3 separate regions of the Homo sapiens genome follow, and all the other regions are linked to region 1. Evidence: chromatin loops called from intact Hi-C (ENCODE). Cell type or tissue: HCT116. All regions are shown on one strand.

Region 1 (2,500 bases):
GTGGTGCATGCCTGTAGTCCCAGCTACTTGGGAGGCTGAGAGGCAGGAGGATGGCTCAAACTCAGGATGTGGAGGTTGCAGTGAGCTGAGATTGCACCACTGCACATCAGCCTGGGCAAAAGAGTGAGATTCCATCTCAAAAAAAAAAAAAAAAATTAGCCGGGCGTGGTGGCAGGTGCCTGTAATCCCAGCTACTTGGGAGGCTGAGGCAGGAGAATCACTTGAACCCAGGAGGCAGAGGTTGCAGTGAGCCGAGATCGTGCCACTGCACTCCAGCCTGGGCGATAGAGCAAGACTCTGTCTCAAAAAAGAAGGAGAAGGAGAAGGAAAAGGAGGAAGAAGGAGAAGGAGAAGGAGAAGGAAAAGGAGGAAGAAGGAGAAGGAGAAGGAGGGGGAGAAGGAGGAGGAGGAGGAGGAGGAGGAGGAGAAGAAGAAAAAGAAGAAGGAGGGGGAGAAGGAGGAGGAGGAGGAAGAGGAGGAGGAGAAGGAGGAAGAGGGGGAGGGGGAGGGGGAGGAGGAGGAGGCAGAAGAAATACAAAGAAAACCACTGGTTTTGCAAAGTTTTCTCCCCTGACATGGATGGGGCTGACAAGGAGGTCAAATGATGTGTCCTCAGGGTTGGGGTGAAACTAGCATAAGTGCCAAAGGGTGAACACCAGGAATGACCAGTCCCGCCCTACTCTCTCCACCACTACCGTCAGGGGCCCCAACCCGGAGAGAACCAGCCCTGGTTTGTCCCCGCTCCGGGAGAGGCTCGGAGAAGGAAACTGACCTCTGAGAAATTTTTGTCAGAACTATCTCCGTAGCACCCCTTGTAGAAGGCCAGTTCCTCCTCGTCCTGTAGTGTCACGATAGTGACAGGCACCACGCCCGCGGGAAAGTCCAGGAGGTTGTACAGGGTCACATAAGACTGACTTTCTGCAGGAAGATCCAGATAAGCCCAGGAAATCGTCAGCGCAGACTCAGGTGGGGAAGAATGTGGGTGGGCGCCCCCTCCCGGTCCTTCTGGGAACTTCAGCGCTCTGGGCTCGGACTAGCCAATTTGTGTCAGGGGTCATCTTGACAATGGCCTCATGCTCTCCCCAGGGTGGAGGGAAGGACGGAATCTGCATTGCAGAAGCCTCACTCAGTGCCAGGCACTGTGCTGGCCTCATCACATTGCTGATCCCTTGAATCCTCTCCACTCTGTGAGGTGTGGATTACTATTGACTGTGTACAAGTGAGGAAATCGAGGTGGCAGGATTAGGGGCAGGATTAGCCTTTTCTAAGGCTACACAGCTAGTGGATGGCAGAGGATTCAGCCCACGCCCTCCTGTGTACCGGACTTCAAGATAGTAAGGGTGTACAGCGCCACCTGGAGTTGAAAGGACAGCTCTTCTGCAGCAGCCACATGTGTGCAGGGAGAGTCAGGCGTGGGATGAGCCTTTGGCTGGCCACAGTCGGGGGACCCAGGAGGACATGTTCTTAAGGTCAGGGGAGAGGAGTCCAGGCTCAGGTTTGGAACTGAGTTTTATCCTGCCTTGGGTAGCACCTTTGAGACCAGTACCTGTGCATGGGACCCAGGGATGGCCCAGATATTACCCTGTCCTGAGCCCATGTTTTGGACAGGCTGGGCTGAAGACCCCTTTTGAAGTAGGGCAGCAGAGGGCATGTTAAGAGTAAATGGATGGGCTGGGCACAGTGGCTCACGCCTGTAATGCCAGGACTTTGGGAGGCTGAGGTGGGTGGATCACCTGAGGTTAGGAGTTTGAGACCAGCCTAGCCAACATGGCGCAACCCCGTCTCTACTAAAAATGCAAAGATTAGCTGGACGTGGTGGCACACACCTGTAATTCCAGCTACTTGGGAGGCTGAGGCAGGAGAATTGCTTGAAATCAGGAGGCAGAGGAGGTTGCAGTGAGCTGAGATCATGCCACTGCGCTCCAGCCTGGGTGACAGAGCAAGACTCTGTCTCAAAAAAAAAAAAAAAAAAAAAAAAAAAAAAAAAAAAACAGTAAATGGATGTGCTAGGTGGAAGAAGCCAAACACAAAAGCTTCATACCCTTTGATTCCATTTGTATGAAATTCTAGAAAAGGCAAAACTATGGTGACAGAAAGCAGATCAGTGGTTACTGGGGTTAGGGATAGAGTGAACTGCAGAGACATGAGGGAAATTTGGGGGTGATGGAACATGTATCTGTAAAATCTAAAAATATATTCTGTTCTGTATTTCTGATTATAGTGGTGGTTATACAACAGTATACATTTGTCAAAATTCATCAAATTATACTTAAAATCGGTGAATTTTATTGCATGTAAATTATACTTCCATAAAGTTCATTTTTAAAGTGAATGGAAATTGCTAACAGGTACAAGTTTTCCTTTCAGGGTAACAGAAATGTTCAGACATTAGATAATGGTGGTGGTTGCACGACATTTTGAAATATTAAAAACCACTTAATTGTACACTTTAAAATGGTAAGTTTGTGTTATCTGACTTTTATCTCAATTTAAGAAATAT
Region 2 (2,500 bases), 86 kb before region 1:
AGCACTACACAGAAAATTACAATAGGATGTTGTGATAGATAGAGGCACTTGTCGGATGGTTGGGGGTTTTTCTCTGAAGAGGTGGCATTTAAGCTGGGCTCTGAATGGTGAGTCAGCCATGCAAAGGTCTAGAGCAGGAACATTTCAAGCTCAGGAAACAGCCAGTGCCAAGCCCTAAGGTGAGAATGAACTGGCCTCTGTGTGTCAGAACAAGAAAGAAAGGCTGTTGAGACACAGATGGAAGATGAAGCTGGAGAGGCGGGGAGGGGGTATTGCTTAGCTCATGGAGGGCTTAGTAAGCCCGGGTGAGGAGTTGGGATTTGATTCTTGGTGAGATGGGACCCACTGGAGGGTTTTAAGCAGGGAAGTGACATGATCTGATTTATGATGGTAAAGACTGCTCCACCTGCTGTGTGGAAGTAACAGAGTGGCGAGGGGCAAGAGGGAAAGCAAGGCTAGGAGGGGCAGGCTAGGAGGTCACAGCAGTGAGACATATGGGCACTGGGACTAGGGTGGTTGCTTGGAGTAGACAGATTCTGCACCTCTTGGGGGAGTTTTGGGGGCATGAAAGAGAAGAATCCTGAGGAAGTTCTAAAATTTTGGTTTGAGCACCAGGGTGTATGGTGGAGGATCTGGATTTGGGAAAAAAGGGACATCCTGGTAAGGCAAAAGACCTGTTAGCCCAGAGGGACTGTCCCACAGAAACTGGAGCCACAGCTCTGAGTTCTGGAAGAGGAGGCGCTGGGATGGAGACGTAGAAGCTGTCGGCATGTGGGTGGTGGTGAAACTCCAAGGAGACAGGAAGACAGAGAACCCGGAAGATAGAATAGTCTAACTGCAGACTCCAGGGGGAGCAGGGAGCCCATGCTGCTGACTTCTGAATCCCACTCAGCCTTCTGTGATGCCAGGAGCCTTCTGATGAGAACTGTGGACTAGGAGTGGGGGATTAGGGAGAAGTGGAATGTGAGCACGAAGAGGCCAGATTCTGACTTGTTCACAGCTGTACCTTCGGTGCCCACCTGGCACAAGGTAGGTGCTCAATAAGCACCTGTGGACTGAAGGAGGAAGGAAAAGGTGTGGATCTCATCGCACAGCTGAGATTCCAGGTCCCGAGTAATACGGGTTTGTCAAGATGCCTAACTCTGGGCAGGAAGGGAGAAGATTTCATATGTCTGAGAGTTCCCCTAACCAATTGCACAGTTTTCTATTTCTCTGTGGGGAGGTGGGATGGCACGGGAAGGAAGGGTTGACTAGATCAGCGCCAAAGGACCAGCCTGAGGGCCAGGCTCCCCAAAGCAGGAGATGGCCAGATGGAGGGACCAAGCCTGAGGAAATCGGCACTGTTGGGGACTGCCACCAGAGGGCACCCCGGGCACATGGCAGGAGATAGACACCACTCAGCCCAACCAGACTGCACAATTTTGCCTTTTCCTCTTCTGAGGTCCAAGGCCCTAAGAAATGGGGGAAGAGGGGGAGTTAGGTCACTCAGATTTACTAAGTGACTCATCCAACCCTGGAACCTGACCTTATTACAGAGAGAGCCTGGATCCTGGACAGAAACTTAGCCTTTATCAAGGTCACAGATAAGTCCTGAGACTGCTTATAGACTAAACCCTGACCTTGATGTTAGACTGAAACCTCACCCCAGTCCATACTGTGTCCTGACCTTAATCATAGACTGAACTTGACCCTAGTCACACTCTGAGCTCTGACCCTGCCTGTCCATTCATCAAACACTGACCTTGATCCCAGACTGAGCTCTGACCCCAGTCCATAAACTAAACCCTGACAATTACCATATAGTGAACCTGACTTGCATGCAGACTGATCATGGACACACATTAGCCCTTATTCAGGCCATAGACTGAGCCCTGACCCTGGGAACAGATAGCGCTGACCCTGGTCCATACACTGAACTCTCACTCTGATCACTGAGCCTGACCCTGAATCTGGTGCCAACCTGAACTCTGACCCTGATCCATATGCATTGAATCCTGACCCTGGACAACAACTGAGCTTTTATCATGGTCACAAACTGGCCTTGATCCCTAAGACTTGCCTTCCAACACCCCAATGAGTTAAGGACCTTCCAGAAGAGGCTCTTGTGTCAGGCCAAGCTTTAGTCTCAGAAGGAAGTAATTCCTGGAAACACTTTTGTTGGGGAGAGAAGGAATTCTGGGTCTCCAAATGGTCCAGAAACTCCTCGGCCTTGGACCCCTAAGAGGCCAGGCAGAGAAAGGCTGGTTCTAGGTTGCCCAGGACATGAGGGAAGAAGGGCAGCTGGGTACCTTCTCAAGGTATCCCCACAGCCGTGGGGGCGGGGCCTCTTCTGCCTGCCTGTCCATCTGGGGAGCCTCCCGACTGGCAGCCTCTTCATCTGCACTTCGGACTCCCTTCTGCTCCACGGTCTGTGCTCCACCCCTTGCTAGCTTTCCAGGAAAATAAGGAGGGACATTCCATGCAAGGGGTGGAACCAGGCCAGACTGAAGGCCCCATGCCC
Region 3 (2,500 bases), 110 kb before region 1:
CTGCCATTTTCTCCTTCAAGGGCCCAGTTCTTTTTCTCCTGCCCAAATCAGCCCAGATCATGTGAGACCTAAAGGAATGCAGTGGAGCAAAGACAGCATCAGGGATGGAGACTAGATAGCAAGAAGGACTTCCCTTCCCAACCTAGGCTTGATTTGGGGAATGGCTCAGTAATCAGGGGGCTTGGGGTGGTCTCATCCTGCAGGGAGCCTAAGAATCCATCCCCATCCAGGGGCAGACCACGGGGAAGGAAGATCCAGCACCAATGGCAACAAGGAAGGTAAGTTCCAGAAATTCCCGAGTCCATCCTTCTTTTTTCTTTTTTTTTTTTGAGACAGAGTTTTGCTCGTGTTGCCCAGGCTGGAGTGCAATGGCATGATCTCGGCTCACTGCAACCTCCACCTCCCGGTTTCAAGCAATTCTCCTGCCTCAGCCTCCCGAGCAGCTGGGATTACAGACATGTGCCACCACGCCTGGCTAATTTTTGTATTTTTAGTAGAGACGGGGTTTCTCCATGTTGGTCAGGCTGGTCTCGAACTCCCAACCTCAGGTGATCCACCCGCCTCGGCCTCCCAAAGTGCTGGGATTATAGGCGTGAGCCACCGTGCCCAGCCTGAATCCATCTTTCATCTCCCCTCCCTGACTGAGCAGCTCCATGGGGCCCGGGAGCCTTGAGCGGCATGCCGAAGGGGCCTCCCCAGTGCGGGGAGACGGTACTGCTGGCACTTTCCCCAGGTGCACAGTCAGACCCTTGCTGCTCCAAGCTGAACTGATCTCCTCTTGCTTACTCTGAGGGCTTCTGTCTTGCCCAGCGTGGACACTGGAATGAGGGCACCTCCCTGCCCCTTCCCCTCCCTCCCTTTCCCCTCCCCCAGGTCCTATACCTCAGTTTATTTTCCCACTCCCCTCTCCCATCTCTCCCAGGGTCAGAGGAACTCAAAGGGACCCAAGCTGGGGTTCCCAGTGCCCAGGGCAGAGCTGGGATAGAATGGGGAGGGGGGGACATGCCAGGGGACAGTTTCAGCCCAGTTTAAAGAGGCCATGGGTACCAGCTTTGGGTACTAGCTTTAACCACCCCAGTTTAAAGTTCATACCCCAAACTGGGCATCTCCTTGTTCTTCCACCCCACACCTGGAAAGTTCCAGGGCAGGAGTTTCTCAAAGATGGTCCCAGCCCAGTCTCTGCCACCAGGGGTTGGATGCCTAATACTCAGTGAAAGGCCCCATTCCAGACACTGTTCCCAGCCCTGTTCATCTATTATTCGCTCTTTTAAGTCTCACAACAACCACATGAGGGCAGCACTATCATTAGTTTCATTTTACATAAGGGGCAACCGAGGCACAGGGAGATTTAGTGACATGCCCAAGACCACACAGCCAGGAAGTGCGGCAGTCAAAGCTCAAACCAGGCAGTGGGCTCCGGGGTCCCGCCTCTACCCCCGGCCTATGCTGCTGCCCTCTTGAAAGCCATCCTGACTGGAGGTACCTCTTTAAACTGGGCTGAAACTGTCCCCTGGGATGCTCCCCTCTCCCCATTCTATCCCAGCTCTGCCCTGGGGTCAACCAGGCACCCCGGCCTTGGGTCCCTCTGAGTTCCTCTGACCCTGACAACTCCATGGGGACCTGTCTACGGAGGCAGTCCTCGTCCCTGTTCTCTCCCCCAGGAGCCCGCAGCAGCCTGTCCACCGTGAGCAGGACCCTGGAGAAGCTGAAGCCGGGGACCCGGGGGGCTGAGGAATGCTGAGGCAAAGTCTGAGCGGCTGCCCATGCCCTGCCCTCCCATCCTGCCTGCTGCCCCTATGTCAGTGCCCTCCTGGGTTAGGAGACCCGGACCGGAGACAAGCCAGGCCCTGCAGACCCCAGAGCGGCTGGGAACAGTGTCTGGAATGGGGCCTTTTGCACTCGCCCGGCCAAGCCTCTCCAAAATGGATTCCACTGGTGTGGGCTGGGACCTGGAGCAAGGTGTCGCCGGACGCCCCCACAGGGTTCCCATGTTTCAGGCTCCTGCCCTGGCCTTTCTTTCTGGACTGCAGCTCAGCTTTGTTGCCTGTTCAATCTACTGATTTGTTTCTCTGGAATTTGGGGTCCAAGGCCCTGACTATGACCAGGATGCCCCAGTCCCTTGCTCTAACCCGGCTACAGAAGTGAACCACAGGCCCACAAGAACCACAGACAGGGACCCTCCACCCCCACGGTCTAGCCCAGGGGCTCTAGAGCTCACTAGCCCAATAGAGGGGCTAGACAAGATTCTTTTCCAAATATCAAAACTCCTGGCAGTTCCTCAGGGACAGGCTCTGAGCAGCAGTGAATCAGATGGGGGAATTTGGGGGGCTCACAAAGGGACAGGTACAAACAACTTCGCCTGGGGGTCAGAGGAGGCAACTTCTCAGCTGAGCCCAGGCCTGAGACCCTTGGTGTCTTAACTCCACCACTCAAGGCTTTTTGTGATCTGACTTCTCTCTTCCTCCCATCTTCTCACTGCTCCCTGAACAAGCAAAACACA

What was found. Peaks named below come from ENCODE experiments on the same cell type or tissue, not always from the same donor. Only the 100,000 strongest peaks of a DNase experiment are listed, where the experiment ranks them.
Region 2: it touches region 1 in a loop (6-fold over the local background); 92 of 110 quality-filtered maps call a loop at or near these places.
Region 3: it touches region 1 in a loop (8-fold over the local background); 18 of 110 quality-filtered maps call a loop at or near these places.

The regions. Positions count from the first base shown.
Region 1 is chr1:46,441,310-46,443,809 of GRCh38, reverse strand. It overlaps the pseudogene FAAHP1. Among named protein-coding and RNA genes, the nearest start is that of LINC01398, 7.1 kb to the left of the region's middle. RefSeq lists enhancers at 693-932, 1,453-1,582. In HCT116, a CTCF peak has its summit at 1,039 (motif pointing left); a DNase peak (open chromatin) is centred at 1,309; H3K4me3 peaks cover 1,285 bases; H3K27ac peaks cover 1,125 bases.
Region 2 is chr1:46,527,068-46,529,567 of GRCh38, reverse strand. No RefSeq gene overlaps it. Among named protein-coding and RNA genes, the nearest start is that of TMEM275, 7.2 kb to the left of the region's middle. In HCT116, a CTCF peak has its summit at 1,362 (motif pointing right); a DNase peak (open chromatin) is centred at 1,387.
Region 3 is chr1:46,546,971-46,549,470 of GRCh38, reverse strand. It overlaps KNCN (kinocilin), which reads left to right. Exons shown (of 4, transcript NM_001322255.2): 3 at 204-278; 4 at 1,662-2,500. The coding sequence ends at 1,741. All of the region lies in intron 3 of MKNK1-AS1 (MKNK1 antisense RNA 1), which reads right to left. Among named protein-coding and RNA genes, the nearest start is that of KNCN, 3.4 kb to the left of the region's middle. RefSeq lists enhancers at 1,138-1,638, 1,639-2,139. In HCT116, a CTCF peak has its summit at 1,288 (motif pointing right); a DNase peak (open chromatin) is centred at 1,270; H3K4me3 peaks cover 362 bases.